2 separate regions of the Homo sapiens genome follow, and region 2 is linked to region 1. Evidence: chromatin contacts called from ENCODE Hi-C or POLR2A ChIA-PET data. All regions are on one chromosome and are shown on one strand. Each heading gives the region's core, a stretch centred on a gene start or an enhancer-like site at or near the end of the contact. The rest is flanking DNA. Distances are from core to core; before and after follow the strand shown. Region 1 holds the start of MAP2K2 (mitogen-activated protein kinase kinase 2). Region 2 holds the start of TNFAIP8L1 (TNF alpha induced protein 8 like 1).

Region 1 (4,285 bases), core at 1,146-3,645:
CCCGCTAGAACTCCCATCCTGACCCCGCTAAAGCCCCCCCATGTCCTGACACCCCTAAGACACCCCCTTGTCCTCAGATACCCCAGAACTCCCACCCTGACCCCCCCAAAGTCCCCCGATCCTGACCTTTCTAGGGTCTCCCACCCCATCGTGACCCCCTAGGACACCCCTCTCCCACATCCTGACCCTTCTGGGAGCCCCCTGTCCTCCCCTCTCTTCCCTTTTCCCTGGTTGTCTATGGACCTCCTCACCCCATCCTCTCCCCTAAGGGACCCCCCTGCCCCACCTTGGCACCCTAGGTGCCCTCTTCATCCCATGCCAACCTCATTACTCAGGGACTCATTCCCCAAAAGGACCGCTCCCCGCCCCCCCAAGACCTCTCAGCCTGTCCTCCCCACCCAGGTGCTGCACTCTCAACCTGTGGCTCAGGCACCCTCCCACCCCATCTCTCCCCCATAGGAACCCTCCCACCCCATCTCTCCCCCATAGGGACCCTCCCACCCCATCTCTCCCCCATAGGGACCCTCCCACCCCATCTCTCCCCCATAGGGACCCTCCCACCCCATCTCTCCCCCACAGGGACCCCCTCACCCCATCTCTCCCCCATAGGGACCCCCTCACCCCATCTCTCCCCCATAGGGACCCTCCCACCCCATCTCTCCCCCATAGGGACCCCCTCACCCCATCTCTCCCCCATAGGAACCCTCCCACCCCATCTTTCCCCCATAGGGACCCCCTCACCCCATCTCTCCCCCAAGGGACTCGCTTCACTATCATTTCAATATGCAGAACACCCCTTGCCTATCCTTCCCCCACAGGCCCCCACCGACACATCCTCTCCTCCCAGGGACCCCCTCAACCCCATCTCACAATTCAGGGGCCCTGCACCCCATCTTCTCTCTGCAAGGACATCTCCTTGGCCTGATCTCACGACTTAGGGATTCCAAACCCCATCTTTTCCCCAAAGGGATCTCCCCTCACTCCAATCTCATTACTCAGGGACCCCACCATCTCCCCGATTTCACTATTCAGGGACCGTTCACCCCATTTCACTACTCAGAGACCTACCACCATTCTGCTACTCAGTGACTCCATGCCCTGTCTTTTCCCACAGGGACCTCCCTTGGCCCTATCTCATTATTGAGGGACCCTTACCCCGTCTTTTCCTACCAGGGACCCTACCCCATCTCAGTCTCATTACTCAGGGACCCCTCACCCCATCCTCTCCCCTCTGGAGCCCCCTTGCCCAGATTTCCTCCTCAGGGGCTGCCTGACCTCCCCACACCCCATCCTCTCCTCTCAGGAATGCCCTGCACCCCGATTTCCCTACTCAGGGTCTCCCCTCACCCTCATCTCATGACTACGGCAACCTTTACTCCGTCCTTTCCTCTTAGGAACTCTTCACCCTCATTTCACTACTCAAGGACCCCACACTGTGTTCTCTCCTCTTAGAGATACCCCTCACCCCGATCTCACTGCTTGGGGAGCCTCATCCTGTTCTCTCCTTGGGGACACCCCTCATTCCGATTTTCCTACTGAGGGACTCCCCTCACCCCAGCTTCACTTTTCAGAAGCCCCACACCCCATCTTCTGCACTGCAGGGACCTCCCCTCACTCAACCTCGCTGCTCAGGGACCCCTGTCCCCATCCTCTCCTCTTAGAGACATCCTTCACCCCAACTTCACTACTCAGAGACTCCCGTTATCCCAATTCCACTCTTCAGGAACCCCACACCCCATCTTTTCCACCACAAGGACCTCCCCTCGCCCAATCTCACTGCTCAAAGACCCCCCTGCCCCGTGCACCCTTCGCCCCGTCCTCCGAGGGCCCCCTGCCCCGTCCTCCCCCGAGGGCCCCCTGCCCCGTCCTCCCCCGAGGGTCCCCTGCCCTGTCCTCCCCTCGAGAACCCCCTGCCCCGTGCACCACTCACCCCGTCCTCCCCCGTGACCCCCCTGCCTCGTGCACTCCTCGCGAACCCCCGTCCCCTCGCCCCGTCCTTCCCCGAGGGCTCCCTGCCCCGTGCACCCCAAGCCTCCGGCTGACCCCTGCCCACTCACTCGGAGGCGCCCTCGCTGGTAGGGGATGGGCCCTCGGCGATGGTAGGGTTGATGGTGAGCGCCGGCAGCACCGGCTTCCTCCGGGCCAGCATCGGGGCTCCGCGGGCCGGCGGCGGCGGCGCCTCTAGCCGGGGCCCATAGGGGGCGGGCCGGGAGCGGTCGGCGCCTACGCGAGCCCGGGGCTGCGGCCGCGGCCCAGGCCGGCGTCGGGGCGGCCGAGGGCGGGCGGCGCTGCGGGCCTGGGCCGAGGGTAGCCGAGGGGCGCTGGGGCTGAGGCGAGCGAGCCGCTACCGCTGCCGAGGCCCGAAGAAGGCTGACGCCGCAGCCCGAGTCCGAGAGGCAGGGGGAGGGGAGGGGCGGCCACAAGATCGCGGACCGGCTTCTCGCGATAACGGGATCGGGAGCCGCGATGGACCCCACCCCCAGCCGCCGCGCCTGCGCAGCAGCACAAGGCCGCCTTTCGGAGGGGAAAGGGGCGGAGACCGACGCGAGGCGGTGCCGGGACCGGGCGCCCTCGCTTGCCTTACCACGGCGCGTGTGCCCAAGCGCTTGGGGCATGAGGCGCGGGAGCAGGGGAGGAGACGGAGGGATGAAGGCTGGGGTGATGGTCGTGCACAGGTGGGCAGGGTAGCCAGACTCCTGAGAGCCTGTGGTGCCCCAGGCTGGGGCTGAGAGAACCCGTAAGACCCCAGAACAGTGGACGAGACCCACCCAGAGTCCATTTAATCTTTTTGGCAAGCGTGGACACACGCCCCTAGCCCCCACCGCCTTAGAGTGTCAGTTACTCCCCCTCCTTCATCAGAACAAGGCCACTCTAAAACATTTTTAAAATTTATTTTAATTGACAAATAAAATTGCATATATTACTATGCGCATGTTGAAACATTTTTATTATAAAATACACATAACATAAAACTTGTCATTTTAACCATTTCTAAATGCACAGCTCAGCGGCATTAAGCAACCACCACCACCACCATCTCCAGAATTTTCTCATCTTCCGAAACTGAAACACTGTCCCCTATGAAACCTCACTCCCTATCCCCCTCCCCAGCCCCTGGAACCCAACGTCGTACTTCCTGTGAATCTGATGATTCTAGGGACTTCATATGAGTAGGATCACACAGGTTTTGTCCCTTTGTGGCTGGCATATTTCACTGAGGGCCACGTCCTCAAGGTGCCTGTTGTAGCTGTGTTAGATCCACGTTGTAACCTGTGTTAGAATTTACCCACTTGACTACTCCGGGCATACTTCCAATCGGGTAGCCCTGCTCCAAAAAAGAGCAGAAAAAAAAAAAAAAAGAAAAATTTCCCTTTTTTTTTTTTTGAGACGGAGTCTCGCTCTGTCACCCAGGCTGGAGTGCAGTGGTGCGATCTCGGCCCACTGCAAACTCTGCCTCCCGGGTTCACGCCATTCTCCTGCCTCAGCCTCCCGAGTAGCTGGGACTACAGGTGCCCACCACCATGCCCGGCTAATTTTTTTGTATTTTTAGTAGAGACGGGGTTTCACCGTGTTAGCCAGGATGGTCTCCATCTCCTGACCTCGTGATCCACCCGCCTCGATCTCCCAAAGTGCTGGGATTACAGGCGTGAGCCACCGCACCCAGTCAGGATTTTCCTCCTTTTTAAGGCTGAATAATATTCTATTGTGTGCATGGACTATATTTTGCTTATCCATTTATCTGCCACTAGACACTTCGGTGAATCGTGCCGCTATGAACACAGATGTACAAATATCTGTTTGAGTCCTTGCCTTGAGTTCTTTTGGGTATATGTTCTGAAGAGGAATTACTGGATTATATGGTAATTCTATGTTGAACTTTTTGAAGCACCACCTTACTATTTAATACAATAGCCGTACCACTTTATAAGAAAGGTCATAGGCTGGGCGCGGTGGCTCACGCCTGTAATCCCAGCACTTTGGGAGGTCGAGGCGGGTGGATCACCTGAGGTCAGGAGTTGAAGACGAGTCTGGCCAACATGGTGAAACCCCGTCTCTACTAAAACAAAAAAATACAAAAATTAGCCGGGCATGGTGGCGCGTGCCTGTAATCCCAGCTACTCGCGAGGTTGAGGCAGAAGAATTGCTTGAACCCGGGAGGCAGAGGTTGCAGTGAGCCAAGATCACGCCATTGCACTCCAGCTTGGGAGACAAGAGCGAGACTTCGTCTCAAAAAAATCAAACAAACAAACAAACAAACAAATAAATAAATAAAATACAAAAATTA
Region 2 (4,285 bases), core at 1,177-3,676, 520 kb after region 1:
GCTAGGAGTTCGAGACCAGCCTGGGCAACATAGTGAGACACCCCCTATCTCTATTTAAAAAAATAAAAATTAGCCGAGCTTGGTGGTGCACACCTGTGATTTCAGCTACTTGGGAGGCTGAGGCAGAAGGATTGCTTGAACCCAGGAAGTTGAGACTGCAGTAAGCTGTGACTGCACCACTGCATTCCAGCCTGGGTGACAAATCGAGACCCTGTCTAAAAAAAAAGAAAGAAAGAAAAAAGGTGAAATCATGCTAGGCTCAGATGCCTCCAGTCCTCCTGCCCTGATGGGGAGACCCCCTTGATGCTGGGGTTGCGAGAGGAGCTGTACACACCACACCAAAGTCAGACCTAATCAGGTCCTAATCCCATCTCTGCCTCATCTGGCTGTGTGGCCTGGAACCTATCCCTTCCTCCCTCTGGGGTTCCATTTCGTCATCTGTGAAATGGGACAGTCACTCCTGACTCTACCACCTTGTGCCTGTGTGACCTCAGGCAAGTTACTTCCTCTCTCTGGGCCTCAGTCTCCTCCTCCAAAATGAAATAAGAAGGTGTTTTGTTTTGTTTCTTGAAACAGAGTCTCGCTCTGTCGTCCAGGCTGGAGTGCAGTGGCGCGATCTCGGCTCACTGCAACCTCTGCCTCCTGGGTTCAAGTGATTCTCGTGCCTTAGTCTCCCAAGTAGCTGGGACTACAGGCGTGCACCACCACTCCTGGCTAATTTTTTCATATTTTTGCTTTATTTTTTATTTTTTGAGATGGACTCTTGCTTTGTAGCCCAGGCTGGAGTGCAGTGCCGCGATCTCGGCTCACTGCAATCTCTGCCTCTGGGGTTCAAGCAATTCTAGCACCTCAGCCTCCCGAGTAGCTGGGACTACAGGCGTGCACCACCACGACCAGCTAATTTTTTTTTTTTGTATGTTTTATTTTTTGAGATGGAATTTTGCTCTGTCGCCCCGGCTGGAGTGCAGTGGCCCGATCTTGGCTCACTGCAACCTCTGCCTCCAGAGTTCAAGCGATTCCCCTGCCTCAGCCTCCTGAGTAGCTGGGATTACAGGCATGTGCCACCACACCCGGCTAATTTTTGTATTTTTAGTAGAGACGGGGTTCCACGATGTTGTCCAGGCTGGTCTCAAACTCCTGACCTCAGGTGATCCGCCCACCTCGGCCTCCCAAAGTGCTGGGATTACAGGGGTGAGCCACCGGGCCCAGCCAATGAGATATTTAACTTACTTTTGCCTCCTGAGGCCTGTGCCTCGGTCTTCCTGAATCCCGTGTGCAGGTCAGGACACACAACAGGCCCTCAACAATTTGTTGTCTGGCTTCCTGGAGGAAGAAGCAGCGAGGTTGCTATGGGCTCCCTAGGCCCTAGCTGCAACCGGGACCCAGAGTTGGGCTGCAGGGCGGAAATGGTGCTGCAGGGGACCTGGGAGCAGCTCCAGGGCCTGGTTCCCAGGACTCACAGCTGCATCCTCCCCGGGGGACCCCAGCTGGCGCTGCGCAGCCGGGAGGCTCCTGTGTGTCCTGCAGGCTCATTCCTACGGAAATCGAGGCTGGACCTGGGGATCCTCTGATGAGGTCTCCAGGAGCCCTCCACCTCACCCCAAAGATTCATCTATAGCCCCACAACCCTGGGTTAGATTCATCCCTTCTTGTGGCACAGAACTCTGTATTTTTAAAATTTTAACTTATTTTGATCTTCTTCTTTTTCTTTCTTTCTTTTTTTTTTTTTTTTTGTAGAGACAGGGTCTCCCTAGGTTGCCCAGGCTGGTTTCAAACTCCTGGGCTCAAGGGATCCTCCTGCCTTGGCCTCCCAAAGTGCTGGGATTCCAGGCGTGAGGCACCACACCTAGTTGGAATCTGCATTTTAAAATGGACTCTCAGATCTTTCTGACGCGAAGGGTTCCCCGAGGCCGTACTTTGAGAAACACGCTTCTGCCGAAATTCCTATTACCCAGGCGGGTAAACTAGCCCCAGAAGGAGGAAGGGGCCCGTGCAGAACCACGTGGTTGGTCTGTTTTGCCTTTTGGCTCTCTGGTCTCTTCCTGTTGGTGTCTCTGTGCCTCCCTCCCCAGGTTCTCTGTCTGTCTCGTACTCTTATCTCTTCCCTTTTCTGTGGCCGGCACCCCCACGACGGCCTCGCCCCCGCATCCGGGCCCCTTCGCGATTCCGGAGGAATCCCCCAGAGCCGCCTGACCCCGCCCCCAGGCTCCGCCCCTTCCCCCCACTTCCCCCCCGTCGCAGTGCCCTGCTCCCATTGGCCTTTTCGTACATTGCCCGCCCTGTCATTGGCTAATCCGGAGCGCTCGGCCCGCCCCCCAGGCCTGGCAACTCTCCGGTCCCTTCCGCGCGGGCGGGGCGAGTGGAGGGCGTGGCCTGCCGAGGGGCGAGGCGAGTGGAGGGCGGGGCCGCGCTGCCCGCCCCGCCCCGGCCCCGGCCCCGGCTCCGGCGCTGCTCCCACCGCCGCGGCAACGGCCCCGGCCCACGGAGGCGGCTGGACGGACCCCCGACGGTTGGACGTACGGACTCTGCTTCGAGAGTAGGTGAGCGAGCAGTGCCGGGGCGCCCCCCATTTCAGCGCATCTCGGGGGCCACCTGGCCGCCCTCTGTCTCTCCCGCCCCTTAATGCTTCTGCACCCCACCGCCTGTCCGTCTACATTCCTGCCTCAGTTTCCGTCTGTCTCTCTGTCACTCTCGCTGTATAGGTTAGGGGGAGACAGATTGAGTCTCAATTGCCCCCCTTGGCGTGGGGCTCTGCTCTGGGACCAGCACCCCCATCCCCCATGTGGACTCTAGTGGACTCTGCCCCCTTTAACTGTAGGGCCGCAGGTGCTCAGGCCAGATTCCAGAACCCTGAGGGCATTCCAGGCGGTGGGCAGCTGGGCCAGCCGTGCGGAGGTGGGCATGACTGTAGCTTCTAGCTAAACCAGGCATCGGTCCAGGCATCGGTGGCGGGGAGCCAGGCCTAGGCCAGCCCGGGCCCACCCAGACTGGCCCCTAATGAGCTCCCAAGTGGCCTGTGGGGACTTGGCCTCAGTTTTGCCAGCTGTGAACTGGGACCGTCGCTGCTAAGGTAATTGGCAGGTGATCTGAAGGACACCTGCCGCCTCCTGGCCTTTTCTGTGAAGTCGAACTAGGCCCATTTCCTGGGATGGGAAACTAAGGCCTAGAAAGAGGCCAATGCTTCCAATGTTTGTCCAGGGAAGTGGGGACAGAGGCAGGACAGAATCTGTTTTCTCTGCATCCTCACATTTCCCAGCACCTTCTCTATGGAGGGGGGAAGGGCTGGTGGAGGAGCAGCCCCAGGTGTAAACAGGCCGCCAGAGTTTATTTCCTGAGCCAGTCCCAGCTCAGCTGGAGGCGATGAACGCCTTGGGAGGCCCCAGGGGGGCCAGCCCAGTGGTGGCGGAGCTTGGACCAATCTAGGTTTGAGCTCTGCCACCCGCATGATATCTTGAACCAGTTTTTCAATTCTGCGGAGCCTCAGTTTCCTCATCTGTAAAACAGGAGTGGGTCGTAACTCCCCAAGTTGAGGGCTGCTGGGGGATCAGATGCAGGAATACAGGCCCTGCTCATAACCTGCCTGACTCTCGCTGTGGCTCTGCCCCAGTCACACTGGCCTCCTCCTGTTTCTCCAACACCCCAGGCGAGGTCCTCTCTCAGGGCCTTTGCATGGGCTGTGCCCTCTGCCACTACGGCAGGTCCGAGGGCGCCAACTTTGAAACATAACAAGCTCCCTGGATGGGCCGGACCCAGGACCTGCACAGGCAAGGGCTGGGAGGGGCAGAGGAGGGGCCGCTCAGGGACGCTGTACCTATGGAAACCGTGAACAAAGGGCTGTCTCCAGCCACACAAACACCTGGGTGAATCGGGCACTGGCCAGAGGCTGGAGCAGCCTGGGATACAGGTGGTGGGTGAGTGCCTGGACCCCTGCAGGGAATATGGGGCCGGGGGGGGGACTTGAACCCTGCTCCAATGGTGGGGTGGCTCTGCAGACGGGTGCAGGTCTGAGGCCCCGCGGTACGGCCCCTCCCACTGTGTGGCCTTGGACCGACGGTCAGGTGCCCCCAGAGCCTCAGTTTCCTCATCCCCGTTCCCCCAGGGGTCAGCCCAGGTGGGTGAGGGGTCTTTTGATTGCTTGACAATTCAGTATGGTGGGTTCCGGAGGCCTCAGTGTCCCTGTCTGTCCAATGGGGCCACGAAAGGGTGCCTTGAGGACAAAACTCCAGCCGTTGACAGGGGAACACTCCTCCCAGAGAGACGTCAACGCTAAAAAATGACTCACACT

Evidence for each region. Hi-C counts contacts between places; a loop is a spot of excess contacts on that map. ChIA-PET counts read pairs that join two places held with the same protein, here RNA polymerase II (POLR2A). Pooled maps may share reads with other maps.
Region 2: a loop to region 1 is called in a map of naive thymus-derived CD4-positive, alpha-beta T cell, with 10 times the contacts of the local background. The contact joins the promoter of TNFAIP8L1 here to the promoter of MAP2K2 in region 1. A Hi-C loop is called at or near these places in 1 of 168 maps with a recorded cell type or tissue (naive thymus-derived CD4-positive, alpha-beta T cell) and 7 of 50 pooled maps. POLR2A ChIA-PET finds 5 or more read pairs at or near these places in 2 of 52 experiments (GM10248 and H1).

Annotation. Positions count from the first base shown.
Region 1 is chr19:4,121,727-4,126,011 of GRCh38, forward strand. It overlaps MAP2K2 (mitogen-activated protein kinase kinase 2), which reads right to left and starts at 2,396. Exons shown (of 11, transcript NM_030662.4): 1 at 2,058-2,396. The coding sequence starts at 2,149. RefSeq lists silencers at 1,989-2,238, 2,429-2,548.
Region 2 is chr19:4,637,090-4,641,374 of GRCh38, forward strand. TNFAIP8L1 (TNF alpha induced protein 8 like 1) reads left to right here and starts at 2,427. Exons shown (of 2, transcript NM_152362.3): 1 at 2,427-2,540. RefSeq lists silencers at 1,948-2,027, 2,088-2,527 and an enhancer at 2,428-3,427.